2 separate regions of the Mus musculus genome follow, and region 2 is linked to region 1. Evidence: chromatin loops called from intact Hi-C (ENCODE). Cell type or tissue: gastrocnemius. All regions are shown on one strand. Each heading gives the region's core, and the rest is flanking DNA. Links, peaks and the distances in the headings are about the cores only.

The links. Hi-C counts contacts between places; a loop is a spot of excess contacts. Peaks named below come from ENCODE experiments on the same cell type or tissue, not always from the same donor. Only the 100,000 strongest peaks of a DNase experiment are listed, where the experiment ranks them.
Region 2: it touches region 1 in a loop (2.3-fold over the local background); 2 of 42 quality-filtered maps call a loop at or near these places.

What each region holds. Positions count from the first base shown.
Region 1 is chr14:75,998,256-76,006,593 of GRCm38, forward strand. All of the region lies in intron 2 of Gtf2f2 (general transcription factor IIF, polypeptide 2), which reads right to left. Among named protein-coding and RNA genes, the nearest start is that of Gm36429, 8.3 kb to the right of the region's middle. In gastrocnemius, for the core only: no CTCF peak of the experiment used is centred there; no DNase peak of the experiment used is centred there.
Region 2 is chr14:75,895,409-75,903,746 of GRCm38, forward strand. Gtf2f2 (general transcription factor IIF, polypeptide 2) reads right to left here. Exons shown (of 8, transcript NM_026816.3): 8 at 1,529-2,245. The coding sequence ends at 2,126. Gm52138 (a long non-coding RNA gene) reads left to right here. Exons shown (of 3, transcript XR_003951201.1): 3 at 1-1,462. Among named protein-coding and RNA genes, the nearest start is that of Gm52138, 8.9 kb to the left of the region's middle. In gastrocnemius, for the core only: a CTCF peak has its summit at 4,314 (motif pointing right); a DNase peak (open chromatin) is centred at 4,321; H3K27ac peaks cover 1,489 bases.

The DNA.
Region 1 (8,338 bases), core at 116-8,115:
AAAACCCAAGGTTGATGGAGCTGAAAAGACAGCTCAGGGGGAGGGGCAGCCTTGAGTTGTGTACTCACTGAGGAGCTATGAGGCTCTAACAAATAGTTCCAAACACATGGTCATACAGATGATCCTGGATAAACACAGTAGACCTCTCAAAGAGCAAACCAAACACAAAACAGTAAGATCATTAATGTGGGAAAGGAGGAGTGATATGGGTGGTAGATTAAAGAAGTGAGGTTCTCAGAATGCATGTTATACATGAATGAAATTATCAAAGAACCGAGTAAAAGTTTAAAGACACAAGCTAATGAAAATAGCTAAATCCATAAAGAACTATATATAAACAAGCATCTTGTCAAATACGACAAATAGAAGGCACAGGGTCCTTGTGCTCACAGATCAGCACTAGGGAAACCGGGAATGTTAAACACCCAGGGTTGTCCCTTCAAGAGAACAGAAGCATAATCTGTTTTCCACTCAGAAAGTTGGGAATGGATTAATTAATAGCCTGGTGACATGTGGTATTCACTACACAGCCAGACAACATCTGACTCCCCTAGACTCTTGCATTATCTCAGTCATTCCTCCTTAGATCTTTATCATGAGCATTTTCCTCAGTCAATAGAACCCACCTGTGGTAGTTTGAATGCGAATGGCCCATATAAACTCAAAGATTTGAATATTCACCGGGGAGTAGCATTATTTAAAAGAATTAGTAGGCGTGGCCTTGTTGGAGGAAGTTTGACACTGGGGATAAGCTTTGAGGTTCTAAAAAGCCCATTTCAAATCCAGTCTCTCTCATCCTGATGCCTACAGGTTCAACTATAAAACTCTCAACTACTTCTCTAGCACTGTGCCACCATGCTCCTAACCATGAGAATGGACTAAATCTCTGAAACCTCTGTAATTAAATACTTTGCCTTTATAAGAGCTGCCTTGGTCACAGTGCCTTGGTCACAGTGTCTCTTCACAGCAATAGACACCACTAAGACACAGTTGGTACCAGGGACTGGGCTGTTCGAATGTGGTCTTTGGGTTAGAAAAGCAGTTGAATGATGTAAGTGCAGTGAACTATGTGGGCAGGCCTAGCTCACAAGCTTTCCGAAGAGATGAATGTTAGGATGTGGCCTAGAAACTGTTCTTGTTCTGTTCTTGATATTTCAGTGAAGAATGTGGCTTTCTGAACACAAAAGTCCCAGAAAAAAACTAAAATGAAGGTTTGACCCAGGTGGTGGTAAATGGAGGAAGAAGTGCACATGTGGAGCTGTCAGAACTGATAGCAGGGGGAGTGACTGGAGGTGGGCAACAGTGGAAAAAGGTGGGTTAAAGATCAGACTGCCGTTTCCAGTTTGGAAAACTAGAAAATCACCCAGACGCAATTAGGGAACAAGGAGGGGTAATTCCTTTTTACATAATTACTGCAGCAATTTAGCTAGAATGAGGACAGATTAATGAGCTCTGACAGGTTAACTTCACTGGAAGCAAAAGCTGTTGTTGAAAAAGTTTTTTTAAAAGTAAATATATAGCCGGGTGGTGGCGCACGCCTTTAACCCCAGCACTCAGGAGGCAGAGGCAGGCAGATTTCTGAGTTCGAGGCCTGGTCTACAAAGTGAGTTCCAGGACAGCCAGGGCTACACAGAGAAACCCGTCTTGAAAAAAAAAAAATTAAATACATATTCCTTTGCCTTTGTATGTGTTAATGAAGTAAACAAGACTTTATTGTTCCACATTAAAACTATCATGTATCTTTTGTCTAAAGATCTGTGGCCAAAATGGACAACACCAACTAGTTTTATAACAGTATCTCCAGAAAGCAATGAGGTAAACACCTGGCCCAACCTTCAGAGTTTATTAAAATACTACATATTTCCCCTTCCTCCTTCACTACTCTGAGCCATTTCCCAACACCCACAACACTTCAAGCTCCACTCATTCTTCTTGCTAAAAAAAAAAAAAAAAAAAAAAAGGCGGGTGTAGTGGCCAACACCTTTAATTCCAGCATTCAGGATGCAGAGGCAAGAGGATCTCTTGAGTTCCAGGCCAGCCTGGTCTAGAAAGTGAGTCCAGAACAGCCAGGACTCTGTTACACAGAGACTCAAGACAACTCCTCCCCCACCCCCACCCCACCCCCAAAAAATCACATCTCTGTTCTTCACTTTCAAAGTATTTCTTGGATCTGACACCAAAAAGGCATAAGTTCTTACTGTCATTGATAGACAGTTAAGGGCTGGAGAGATGGCTCAGAGGTTAAGAGCACTGACTGCTCTTGCAGAGGTCCTGAGTTCAATTCCCAGCAACCACATCATGGCTCACAACCATCTGTAATGGGATCTGATGTCCTCTTCTGGTGTGTCTGAAGATAGCTACAGTGTACTCGTATACATAAAATAAATAAATAAATAAAGTTTAAAAAAAAAAAAGATAGACAATTAAGAAAACCAAACAAATACTATGAAATCATCAACCACACTGGAGGGTTTCTGCTGCCTGAACAATTAAGCTCAAAAGCCATTGGTTCATGGGATAAATTCCTAGAAATTGATGAGACTGCTGAGATCAGGGCAAGAATATTTTATTTATTATTCATCTTTTACTCTCATTATCCCAATCCTCAGCTGAGTCAGTCAGTGGCTGACTCTGTCTCACTCTGTGTGCCTGTGCCTGTCTATGATGGCAGCAGTAAGAACTAAAAACAATGCGGAGCTAGCTATAAAGTACCTACCAGGGAATAGTGACTTACAACTCCATTTTGTAGTGCGCAGCATTACTGTGTAATGTGTATACTGCTTATGTTGCTCTATGTATAGATACACATAAACACTGTCTTTCCAACAGTTTGTGCCAATTTAAATGCTGTCAGCAGTGTAAATTTATTTTGAATTCATTCGGTTTTTATCTCATTGATTTATTTGCAGACATTTATTATTAATAGGCCCCAAATGATCTGAGATATTAAGTCTATTAAGAAATAAAGCTAGAAATCAAGTATCTCTGAAAAGACATAGAAGTATAGGACTCAAGATTATAGGTAAAATGCAGCACAAACAGAGAAAACTGAGGTGCTCTGAGGCAAGATGTAGAAGAAGCTAAAGCAGACTGTAAACTCAGGTGGGAAGGTGGATGCCCAAAAGCGCAAAATAATCCAAGTACAGGGGGAATCAGGACATCTCAAAAACTTACTTACATAAATAGCCCTATGTCCAACTGTCTAACTTAGGAGTCACTCAGCACGGTCACAGCTGCACTCTCTGTTTCTCAGGTACTAAATGGGAACCAAATTTGAGGAGAGTTGCCCCCGATCCCAGCTGCATGCTTCTTCCCTCCCTTCTGCTTCTGTCTCTCCACCCCACAGCCTATCTGTGCAGAGATGACCCAGCTTACTGTGTAGATCTTCCTAGCTTCTGGCCTATGCTGCAGCACTCTCTCCTTGGCCTCAGGAAAACTGGAATAGAGAGGTCCACTTGCACCACGTAGTGCCTACTGTACAGTCTGTTTGTGATATATGCTATGACTTACCAACTAGGCACTTTAAATATATAAAGTGAACTCGAGGAATTAATACATTCCCTTTTAACAGATAAGAAGACGGGGGGGGGGGGGGAGTAAGTAACTGTGTTTGTTTAAATAGGTTCAGCCCTTCATAGGCCCATGGAGAGTGCCACTATTAGGAAGTGTGGCCTCGTTAGAGTAGGTGTGGCCTTGCTGGAGGAAGTGTGACACTGTGGGGTTAGGCTTTAAGGACTCCCAATGCTCACGCTCTACCCAGTGTGAAATTTCAGAGCCTCTTCCTGGCTGCCTTCAGATCAAGATGTTTAATCCTCAGCTCCTTCTAGAGCACCAAGTCTGCCTGGATGCTGCCATGCTTCCTGCCATGATGATAATGGACTGAACCTCTGAACCTGTAAGCCAGCCCCAACTGAATGTTGTCCTTTATAATAATTGCTTTAGTCATAGTGTCTCTTCATAGCAATGAAACCCCAACAAAGACAGTAACTTATCCCAAAATACACAGCTAGTTGGTGACAAGGTTAGGATTGAACCTCCAACCTGACTTCTGGGTAGATTCATACACCTAACTAGTGTACCATACTGCCCTTCTAAACCCTTTATTCTTGTTTTAAAAATTCAATACCACACATCCCCCAACACATATACACAGGCAACTGTAAACTGGATATGTCTCCTCTTAAGAATCAATAACTGATCATACATCTTGTAGTCACAAAAATATTAAAATAGTTTACCTGGAATGTTCTCTCAATAGTCCTAAATCACTCAAATGTCCCATGCTCCTCATGGGTGTCTACTGAAACACTCCTCCCACCATTCCACTGGGTGAACTTAGCTGCTCACTCTCTCTAAGAGCAACGAAACATGAGGTCTGCACTGTGAGCTAACTGGTAAAAAGAAGAGTGAGGCCATCACCTCAATTCATTCTAAACAAGCACCTGTTATTGGAGACGTCAGTTTACAACCATAAAAATCTGATGACTTAAAATATGCAGGATATCGACTGAAACTCTAGTAATTTAGTCACATGCACTGTTAAGCTACTCCTCAGCCAGTCTACATTTACCAAGAGTGAACTTAGTACTTATGTATCAGCTAGGAATATGAGCAAGGCACACAGAAGAATGCAGTCTACTGGGGGCCAGCTGTTTTCAAGCATCTCTCCAGCAATCCCAGGGAACTGGGATTAATATAGCTGTGCTATTAGTAAAGAGGCTCCATCTTCTATAAGGTAGGACTATGTGTCATTTTGGGTAGATAGACACCAACTAAAAGACTGCCCTCCCTCCTTAAAGGAAATTCTGGCATGTTTACTTTCTCTTCACTGTAATTTATTCAAGTGATTTCAAGTTACTTCTACTAAGGATTTCTTTCTAAAAAGACCCAAGGAACAGGGGACTAGCCATGTAGTCAAGGGAAGAGATAAAGGAAAACAGTGATAATAAACCAAAGCCTTGAGCCTCACTCAACAGCGAATGACAACACAATCCCAGTTCTGTGCTATGTTCTGAAATTAGCAACCCCAAGCCTAAGGAGTCTGAGAATTCAGTGGAATAAACAAAGATGCTTCAAAATTGCATCCATATGTTACATATCCAAAATAATCAGGATGCAATCTAGAGGCTTCCACACCAAACTGTCACCACCTCCAAAGAGTGTGAATGGGAAATACAGATGACTTTTTTATTTTGTATTAAGGTGATTTTTTTTTAAATACAACAAAAGGGAATGTATTACTTATGTAAAAAAAAAAAAAAAACAACTCACATATACACAGTCTTTCTATGGGACTTCGTGTGTGCAAAGGCCAACAATACAATTTTGTTCGTAAAAACTTGGGCTGGTAACACATGACACACACATTGCACAAAATAACATTTAGGTAACCACCATTTATTATCAAAACTAGGATACTCAGGGACATGAAACTGGACACTTCAATAACTACCCAGGGAAAGCTATCAATTGGGACTGATCCAAGCAAGCCTGTAGGTATGGCTAACCTATGAATAGTAGATGCAATTATGTAAGCCATCTGCTTTAAAATATAGGGAATAGGTAGCTTGAAATTTCCTACCAATGTGCAAGGAGTAGTGGAGTTGGCCTGGTCTAGCTGCCTTGAGAGGCATGCATCATAGGTTTTTCAAGTTAGATTCCATGGCTGCTGGGGCACTAGTTCCTGAAAAAGCAAGGCACTGCCTTAGACAGTGAAGACTTCAGGCCATCTGTGTATCTCTTAGAAATCAGTGAAAGCACATAGGACAGTGGTTCTCAGGTTTCCGTGCCATAACCCTTTAAAACACAGTTCCTCATCTTGTAATGACCATAAAAAGATCTTCACAAATGTAATTTTGCTACGGTTATGAACTGTAATGTAAAACATACCCATTTCGGATGGTCTTAGGTGATCCCTGTAAAAGGATCATCCAAGCCCCAAAGGGTCGAACTACTGATATAGAAGCTTGGCTGAAAAATTAGTATGGCCCATGTAGCTTGCAAACATGATTGTATCCTGGCAACCACCATTATATTTTGTTTTGATAGGTGTATAAAAAGTTTGATGGCTTCAGCTGTCTCAGTCTTGCTGAGTTGTTCTGACTGACAGGCATTCCCTCTGACCACAATCAGTACCCCAGGTCGGTAAGTAAGACCGACACTTACACCAATGAAGAACTCAAGTACAGCCATCTCCACTTGAACATCACCTCTAACATCTCATTTCAGTGATCAATGCAGTACTAGGGGCTCCCCGTCTTCCCTGAACCTAGTTCCTGTATGTCTCAGTCTGTCACACTAAGAGAGATCAGACATTCCTCCAACAAGCATGGTCTTTGTACAGGTTTACAGGAATGTAATCTTTGAGTTTTCAAAGTCCTAAGCTTGTATTGTCTTATAATCTGCCCTATGGATTGGAGAACCATTAATGCTAACATTCACACTTCACAAACAAGAAAGCTAAGGCTTAAAGGTAAGTCCCAAAACCAACCACCACACACAAGTCCCACCAGAGGACAAGGGGCCAGTGTATAAATGCACAACCACACAAGAAACAAAGAACTTCAAGACAGAACTTCAAGTAAGACAAAGTGTAGGCAAAATGTTTTTGTGCACTATGTAAAGATTATCCTTGTAGCATTCAAATGCTGATTTCTCTGCCCCATATCTTGTTGCCATCTGGACATGGCATTATAATGCTTATTCCAACTATCTTCTGTCTCAAGTTTGTGTAAACATTGCTCCCCATTTATTCTCTGAGTTGTCAATAAAAGCTGATCAGCCAATGGCTGGGCAGAACTTCCACCAGTGGGGTGTGGGGTGGGGATGGGGATCCGGAAGGAAGGGGTCCTAGAGACATCATGGGAGAATACACCCACAGCCCAGAGAGCCAAGCCAATAATAAAATGCAAGTACCTTGGGGATTTGGGCTGGGAGGGAGTCAGATTAGCTTAAAGGATTAAAACAGATCAATGACTACCCAGGAATTGTGTAGTAAAGCTCCATTAAAAAAACAATCTAGTGTCGCGCAGGCAGTGCTGGCACATGCCTTTAATCCCAGCACTTGGGAGGCAGAGGCGGGTGGATTTCTGAGTTCAAGGACAGCCTGGTCTACAGAGTGAGTTCCAGGACAGCCAGAGCTATACAGAGAAACCTTGTTTGGGGGTGGGGGGGGGGAGGAGGAAGAAAAAAAATCTAGTGTCTCTGTCGCATTCATTTGATAGCTAGTCAGGGATAGAGAAATACTGTGACTTTTTAAAAGGAATTTACAACAAAGAACTAAGGGGAGAAAAAATGAAAAGTATCAAGTTTCTTAAAGATAAGTCTCATCAAGTAAGAAAACTAAAAAATTTAACTCCAGAACTATGTGTCTTTCTTGAGGCAGCTTTAAAATGGTCCCTGAAAAGTTGAATTCTCAGATACTTCTGACAGAACCAGGAAGTAATTACTAAGCTTGAGAGTCTCTTGAGACACCAAAGCAGGAATATAGAAGAGATTGAACATTTGGCATTTAAAGCTAGAAGAGATGAGGCCACTTTAAAAAAAAAAGTGAAAAGAGACAAGAACTGATGACTGAGAGGAGGGATCATGTAAACTAAGATGCTGAGATGGGGCATCCAGGAGCCTAGCAAAAGGTCCATAGGAGACAATGAAGGAAGAGGGCAGCAGAGTGCTGTCCTGATGGGATGGGATACCAGTTTTACGGCCTTGTCAAGTCTGATGCGGGTCAATCAAGACAGCTGCTATATAAGATGTGTAATAAAAATTTTTACAGGGAAAAAGAAAATTGGTGTTGAAATCTGTTTCTAGCCCTTGAATTTGGTTTTGGCCAATAAGACTTTAGCGAACAGACAGAAGTACCCTTGTACTTGTAGGCCCTCTTTTGCAACTGTGAACTCTCACCACCATATGAAAGAATATGCTGGAGATGAAACAGATGACTCCTGCCCAGCTGATACCAAGCCACTCAATGTTTAACAAGGCCAGGCCAGTCAAGAAGGCCTTCCAGCTCAGCCCTGACCAGAAAAAAAAATCCAGAAAATTCTGAACAAATAAAATATTTTTTGTTCTAAGTGACTAAAAATTTTTAAGTTTTGTTATGAAACAAAAACTAATTGATAAAGGTGGGGACATTAGTAACAGATGACAGCTATTTCAATGAAGTACTAGGCTTGAGAATCTCAGTGGAGTTGGATTAAAAGTAGCTAGACAAGGGCTGGGAAGACAGTCTAACAGTCAAGAGTACTAGCTGCTCTTCCAGACGACCTGGGTTCAATTTCCAGCATCCTCACAGTGCTTAACTACTGTCTATAACTCCAGTTCCAAGAGATCAGATGCC
Region 2 (8,338 bases), core at 236-8,235, 100 kb before region 1:
TCCTTAGGAGTACACCCACCAGTGCTGTGGGTACATCCTAAGTACCAGTACATCCCTTTCCTGTTGTTGTGAACCTGACTCTGTGTTCCCTCCCCAGGGCTGTGCTGCCTCTGGGAAGTCCAGCTGTTCCAGGATATTTATGGGAAGTCAAGTTAGGCTTTGGAATATTCTCACTGACGAGATGAAAGGCAAGCTAACAGGCTGTGGCCGATACAGAGAAACAGAAAGGGTAACCCAGAGGTAAGACCATCGAGAGACCAGTCCAGTGTAACTTCCGACTGGATGTTCTATTAATGAGATCAGGATGTTACTGGCATCTATAAAACAAACTCCGAGCAGAGGAGGCATCCTCATGTTTCAGGGAAGCATCTCAGAACAAAATGGCAAGTTCTGTCGGAAGGTACATACTGTATGATTTACCAAGCACGTGGCAGGTACCCAGCACACTTGGCTCTGCAGTTTTCACAGCATCCCACGGGCTTCTGGACACTAGGCTTCCAGGCATCAAGAAGTGGAGGGGAGCGAGGTTGGAGTGGATATGATCAATGAATACATGCATGAAATTGTCAAACAATAAATAAAAGATTTAAAAAAGGAGGCGACAAGGGGCAGACCACATTTAGCTCCTACCCCAGAATGAGGCCAGTAAGGCACTAAGGGTGGGTGGTGACTAGGACTGCCTTCCTTAGGCAGACCTGTAGCTTATAGTGGGAGGACGAAGACAACATTTTCCTTACAAGAGCAAATCACATGGCAAGATCCTTCTCTTAATGAAAAACTATTTCCTTGCTTTTAGTACTCTGCGTTTTCTTACATTTCTGGCAGCTGAACCGCCTGGCTGCAGGCATCCTCTCTCTAAGCATCCTCTCTGTGTGCTTACTTTGTCGGAGCATCTCTGCTTTACAGGAGCAACTTTGGACTGCGTTAACACATGACACTGTCCTGAAGAAACTCATCATGTACATGGACTGTTTCCATCCACAGTCAACTGAGGACGAGAAGAGCGTCCTGGTGTGCCGGGAGACAGCGCCAGCCCTTGCTATCTCAGCGCACCACCTGACAGCCCCGATTTAGTTGGCAATAGAATCTGATAGCAAAGGGTCAGCCCCTGCCCGTACAGTGGGAAGTAAAATTCTCAGGCTAAAGCCAGTCTCCAAGGAGCTTATATCTGGTTAGAGAGATACAATTTGAAGTTGGAATGTTACTTAATTTTCAATTGTTATTTTAAGGGATTTTTTTAAAAAAATTATTTTCATTTCTGTGTCTGTGTGAATGTATGGACATATAAGCACGGAGACCTGTGGAGACCTAAGAGGGCATGGATCCCTTGAGGCTGGAATTACAAACAGCTGAGAAAGAAACTGACTTGGATGCTGGAAACCAAACTCCTATCCTTTGCAAGAGCAGTGTGTGCCCCAGACCACTAAGCCAGCTCTCCAAGCGGACAGTAACTGTCTAGAGTTTAGACGGTTTCTCTTTCCAGTATCACAAGGGTAAAATCAGCCAGTGATAACAGTTGCCATCTAGTACAAAGGGAACAGATCTCTTTATTAACTTAAGTGTGGAGGTGAAACATTACCTCTGCAGACAGGGACAAGTTCCCTCTTCAGTTGCAGAAGGAATTTGGACTCTGTGTTCCTGTAATCATTTCTTAGCTGATGCCCCTGCCTCCCACCTTTCTCCTTTCTTACCTTAGTTCCTCAGAGACAAAATTTTCATTTAGGAGATATCCCATTTACGCTTGCAAAGTTAACCAATAAAAACAAAAGTAGTTTTAATTCCCAGAGCTCCACCCATACCATAATTTTTTTCTTCTATGGAGGAGGTCTTGCTGTGTATTCCAGGCTGGTCTCAAACTCACACCTGCCTGCCTCAGTCTCCTGAGTTTTGGACACATTCATGTGCCAGCATGCCCGCTGAATGGTGTAACATGAGTTTAGTCTATAAATAACATCTTTCTCTTCAGAAAACACTTAAGAAACTTTTATGGAATCTCAGCTTTAACAGTTTACTGAGAGGAGTGGTAGACCCAGGTGTCTTTGTCCTGTCAAGGCAGGCAGGCAGGCAACTTGTGGTGTGGGCTGGCCAGGCCTGCCTGTGACTGACTCTTTAGCACACGAGTCTCTCAGTCGCTCTTCTCTTCTGTTTGGTAATGCCTGTACTCCGGCTTCAGCTCCCATGTGTTCTTGTGAATTCCTTTTACATTCTGAATGCCAATTTCTTTCAAGATTTCTTTCAGGTATCCCTAAAAACCAAACCAAAACAAAAAAAGCACCACAGATGAGGTTATCAAGGCAGGAAGTAACACTTAAAATGAAATACACTAAATACTCACAAGTAACAAAAACTAGCATCCTTAAAACCCAAATGGGGTTCCTATAAAAGGGTTCAACAAACTTTTTCTGATTCTACAATGTTTTGACGCACCAGAGGAGGGCGTCAGATCTCACTATGGATGATTGTGAGCTACCATGTGGGTGCTGGGATTTGAACTCAGAACCTTCGGAAAAGCAGTTAGTGCTCTTACCCACTGAGCCATTTCTCTAGTCCTACAACGTATTCCTCACTAAACACAGGACCATGTGCATCAAAGGCCTGGAAGTCCTAAACAGAGAGGAATCTAGAGGAAAATATACTGTAATGGCTGCTCCATGTTTACTGAATTCAATGGAGGGCAATCTGCTCTTGACTTTAGTGACTTAACAATCAGTCCACAGACTACAATCAACAGTTTTATGAGCATCCATATAAATGACACACCCTGTAGGGATAGGAAATAATAGTCAAGCAAGCAAGCATATGATGAGTACCTACAACTCCTACTTCTGTAAGATATGCTTTTCTTTAAAGACAGGATCTCATTATGCTAGACAGGCCTCAACTGCCAGAGTTCCATGAGCCTCTGTTTTCTGAGTGCAGGGAATAAAATCGTGAGCCACACCCCATCTGACCTAAGATGGATCTTCTGAGTTTCAGACTACCCCTTCCCTGTGGAATAAGGAAAGGGGTAGCCTGAAACTTTGTGTTGCCCGAGCCTGCCATAGCAGAGAGAAGACTAAGAACGAGAGGGCGCAGGCTTCCTGTGCTCGGCTTACATTATTTTATGTCCCCAGAACCTGCTTCCCAAATGATTACTGGAGTCGTGGAAATTAAGACTGTGTTAAGTGGACTACAAAACCCTGCCTTTGTTTGCCAAAGCCCACTGAAGCACCCATTGACCAATAATACAAATGACAGTAACCTCTAGAAAAGAAAGCTAATTATTCACAAGTGATGTGTCCTGCCAACCAACCAACCAACTAACAAACACCCCACCCAATCCAACTTCTGAGTATCTGCTTCAAAGAACTAGGCACAATGTCAAGATGGCTCTTCTCACTGCAGGAGGATATATAATTCACCAAAACGAGAGGCACTAATGGTTGAAGAACTCCTGTCTAGATAATATTTGCACCGAATGCACTACTACCCAAACCACATTATGTGTGAATCTTTAACAAACCCCTGTGTGTGCACATATGGACAGGATTTTACTCTGTAGCCCTGGCTGGCCAGGAACTCTCTTATGAAACCAGCTAGCTTCAAACTCAGACATTTACCTGCCTCTGCTTTCAGAGTACTGGGATTAAAGGCATTTGCCACTATGACCCCTCCCTTTATAAATAGGGTCTGACAATACAGCCTAGGCTAGCCTGCAACATTCTATGTAGACCAGGCTTGCCCTAAACTAGGGGAGATCTCCCTGGCTCTGCCTCCAAGTGCCACCAGACCCAAACTGTCCTTGTTTTTTTGAGACATGGTGTCATTAGGCGGTCCAGACTGAGCTCAAATTTGTGTTCTTCCTTTCTCTGTCCAAGTCCCTAGCCAAGATTCTGAAGATCACGCTATCTGCTCCGAGGCTGTTACAGCTCCCACACTCCAGGGATTTTGAGCTCTTGATATCCTTTGTTCTCAGAACCTCAAGGGGCCATGTTACCAAATAGTCAAATCCCTACCTGCTGATCTGAAACAATGGAGCACAATCCATTAACCCACAGATAGGCTGCCATCTAGAAGTTTGTTTCTTTTTGAGACAAGGTCTCACTATGTAACTCTGGCTGTTCTGAAACTCTCTCTGTAGACCAGGCTGGCCTGGAACTGAGAGATCAGCCTGCCTCTGCCTCCACCTCCTGAGTACTGGAATTAAAGGCATGCACCACTACTACCAGGCTTGTCTTTTAGAAATGTAACAGCAGAGACTAGAGCTCGGTGAGGTCACTGGAAAGCTTAGCATCTGTCTATTGGACAGCCTTCCACAAACAGGCCCCAGCAGGTGGCAGCAACGAGCTCAATGAGGCCTGGGTTCCCCAGGCGGTTTGCCTGCCTCCCACACCTTCTATAGTTGGCTTTGCTAAAGGCATGAGTGTGAATGAGTAAGCATTTAGGCTTGGGCAAGCAGGTAATGTGCACGTCTGCCATCTGCTATTTCAAATTACACTTGAAAAATGGGGCACTGTTCATAAACTACTTTCTAATTAAACTGGATTCATAAATGGAAAATGATGGGTTAGGCACAAATGATTTTCAGTTTAGGTGCCAAGAATGACATCTTTGTAAAATTCCAAAGAATGGTTCATTGTGAGGCTGCTAAGATCCTGTTGCACAAACAATCACACAGTTGTGGATGGATAGCAGTGGCCCAAACACAAACAGCAATCACCAGGAGCATTTCAGCAACCCAGAAAAAAGCAGCTCTTCTAACTCCGAGTTCTGTGCTTATCTGTAATCTTAGCCAAGAAAACAGAAAAGCCAGAAGAGGGGTCAACATGACATGGTAAGAAAGTCTTCACTGGGGTGGAGAGAGGGTTCAGTGATGAGAGGCTAAGCTCACAACCAAAAAAGTTTTCATTCTACAAACCAGCCGTTCCCATGCACTCCTCTTTCTCTTGGTAATGTAGCCCACGGACTCACTACAAGGAGGGAATGAGATGACCACATTCTACTCACCTGGTCAAGTAACAAAACAGAATCAGAACCATAGCACCTGACTAGGCCACAACTCTGCAGGGTTGTTTTCAAATTTCCTTAAATTTTAGGAAGTTTTAGGACTAGGTGCAAGCAGCCTGTGATTTAGTTTCTCTGCTGCCAGCCAGCCAGCCAATGCAGTTCTTTTCTTCTCCAGCTCTACCAAACCTAAGAAGCCTGATCTGCATTTTGTCAGATATTTCAGTGATAAGCATTATTTACATAATAATAACTCAACTGAACTTGATTAAGAACAGCTCAGACAGGGAGATTACCACTCCTAAGGCTTTCAGTAAGTTAATCACAAACCCTGCTTGGCATCTAGTTACAAAAACTGGCCCTAAAAGCTTAAAGCAAGTGCCCACTGTGTGCCCAGGTGGTGCAGGGGAATGTGTGTCTTCTGGGGTACCACAAGAGGAAGGGCGTTGTTATAGACAGAATTTTCTGTGCGAGTAAGTTGACTCCTTTCAGAGCAGTGGAGAGAACAAAGGACTTCCTTACTTATGAGGCAGTCAGTGACTGGAGGCACAGGCTTGCTCATTAAGAAATCAAGTACACACAGGAGTCAGCAGCCAGAGAGGGCCAGATGCTCTCAGCCCTCCAGACAGAATAAACTGGGAACAGGAGGGAAGGTGCTGCCCGGCTTCTGTGCAGCAAGGGCCTGCAGCTATCTTCTTTCCTCCTCACTGCTGCCCCACCCCTATCCTGGGTCTTCTCTGGGTTCCACTGCTGTGTTTCTTCCTCTGAAAACTCTAAGCAGCCAACAGATGGGAAGTGAAAATGGTCAAAGGATAAAACCCTGCCTGTCTCTACATTTCATTCAAACCTTGAAAACCCAGATAATTATTGCATTAATATCTGTGTGCTAAAAAAGACTCATCTGTCTGCAGTGGCAAGTGTCTTATCGGTCTGAAGGTTTCAGATAAAGTTCACTTTCTTTTTAATTTTAAAACAATGTCTCCGTGTATAGCCCTGGCTGGTCTCTGCCCCCCAAATGCTGGGATTAGAAGTGGCTCCTTTAACTTTGGTTAAAGGCAGTATTGAAGACAATGTTGGAATAGTTCCTTGTATATGTAACAGGCTGAACTTGGACTCTAATGGTTTAATTTGGGACAAAACAACCCATTACATATACCTGAAATCATTAACCACTGGGAAACAGACAGCCAAGTCTTAATAAAGGAGAACATGTCACTTATTCTGAAAAATAGCTGAATATGAATTCTTATTCAGGATGAGGTGTAGGGCAGAAAGCAGATCTACAGTTGTCTAGGATTTGCGGTGAGTGACTGCTAATGGCAGGAGATTTGGGGTGTATGTGGAGCTGCTCTGAAGCTGATTGTGGTGATGGTTGTGACTTTCAGTACTAAGGTACACTGATCTTACAGTCCACACAGAGTTTATTCTACAAACAAGGCTTTAAATTAGGAAGAATGATTTGAAATAAAACTTCATGCGCTGGCAAATCTTTTAGGAGGCTGAGGCAGGGAAGAAGCCATGTATGAGCCAGGCTAGACTATTCACTGAGTTCAAGGCTGCCTGGACTACACAGTGAAAAAAGGAAGAAAAGTTAATTTTCCAGCCCAGCAGTTTGTGTGGCTCTACATGTTATCAATAATTAAAGTTACGGAGAGTTCCAGTCTAGAAATAAGGCTCTCTGATGCTGCAACAGTCTTGCTCAGGCAGCTGAGGTGAGATTGGGAGACCCCAGATGCAGAGCCCTGGCTGCTTTTTCTCTTTGCTGCTAATGCTTCTTGAACAGAGCCCAACATAAACAAGACTCTCTCATGAAGAAAACTGGTCCCATATGACAGCAAGCCTGAAAACTCACCTCTGCAGCTTGTCTGGGAACTAAAAAGCCAGCAGAGGGCAGCTACTGATCTCACAGTTTTACCTTTACACTTTCAAACTGAGTGGACAGGCGGCTCATTAAGAACACTGGCTGCTCTTTCAGGGGACCCAAGTTCAGTTCCCAGTCCCTACACTAGTAGCTCACAACCATATGAATGTCAGTCAGGTCCAGGGGATCAGACACCTTCTCTCCTGGTCTCTGCAAGAACACGCACAGCACTCTTTACCCTGGTTACCAGTTATAGGGAAATTCCATTCATATTTTGCTCACATTGAGCTTGTGCTCTATTTTCTGCACATCTGACCACCATCAATGACACTACTTAAAAAGCAGAAAGGAACCTCATATTGTGAGAAAAACACATTTCGCCTCCTCATTAAAAAGGTATTTCATTGTTAGAAAACATTTCCTGGCTTGTCCACAGATCTATCTGTGCTGGAATAAACATCAGGACACAATAATGAGTTTCCTCTTCAGCTGAGGTTAGAACAACTGTGTCCAAGCCGCAGTACTGCCCCAGGCCTGTTAGGTTAGAAATTAGCTGTCTCTATGCAGCAATCTTTACTTAAGAACTGAAGCTGGAAGCCAGGATTTGTAGTTCAGAGCTTGAAGAAGACATGGGGATTTCCGTCTGGCTTGAGCACCTTTTATGTGAATGGGTGGCATTTGGCCTGTATGTATGCCTATCAGATACCCTAGAAATGTCGTTAGACATTGTGAAGCAGCATATGGGTACTGGGACTCAAACCTAGGACCCCTAACATAAGTACTCTAATCATGGGGCCATCTCTCCAGCCACAAATTTATTTATTTTCATTTTAGGCATATACTTGCCTGCATATATCTATGTTCATCACACGCGTGCCTGGTACTCTTAGAAGCTAGAGGAGGGCAGTGGATCCCCTGGACCTAAAGTTGTGAGCTGTCATGTGGTTGCTGGGAACCGAACCTGGGCTCTCTGAAGAGTAATCAGTGTGCTCTTAACTGCTGAGCCACTTCTGCAGATCTTTACTATTTATTCTGATCTTTACTTAGGCCTATCTGAAAAGGAAGCATGAGTCCTGGGCCAATCCCACTCAGATGCTGATACAGTGCCGTAACTGCTTTGTTTATAGAACACCAACTTTGCAAAGAAGCAACTGTTTGTTGGGCAGGACTATGTAACTATGGGCACTAAGTTGTACTTAGATTTTCCCGTGTCTCAAACCTACTCTATAAAACCTATGCCAATTATTCAACTGTCTGTTCTGAACAAAAGGTGGCACACTGGGGGCTGGCGAGATGGCTCAGTGGTAGAGGTACTGTAGCAAGTCTGATGACCTGATTTTGATCCACTGAATCTACATGGTGGACAGAACTGATTTTCCTACACTATCCTCAAACTTCTACATGTGCACCCACACATACAAAATGGCTTGTATTTTTAAAGGAAATGTTATGTGTGCTTCTATTTCAGAGATAAAACATGGAGGAACACTAGAC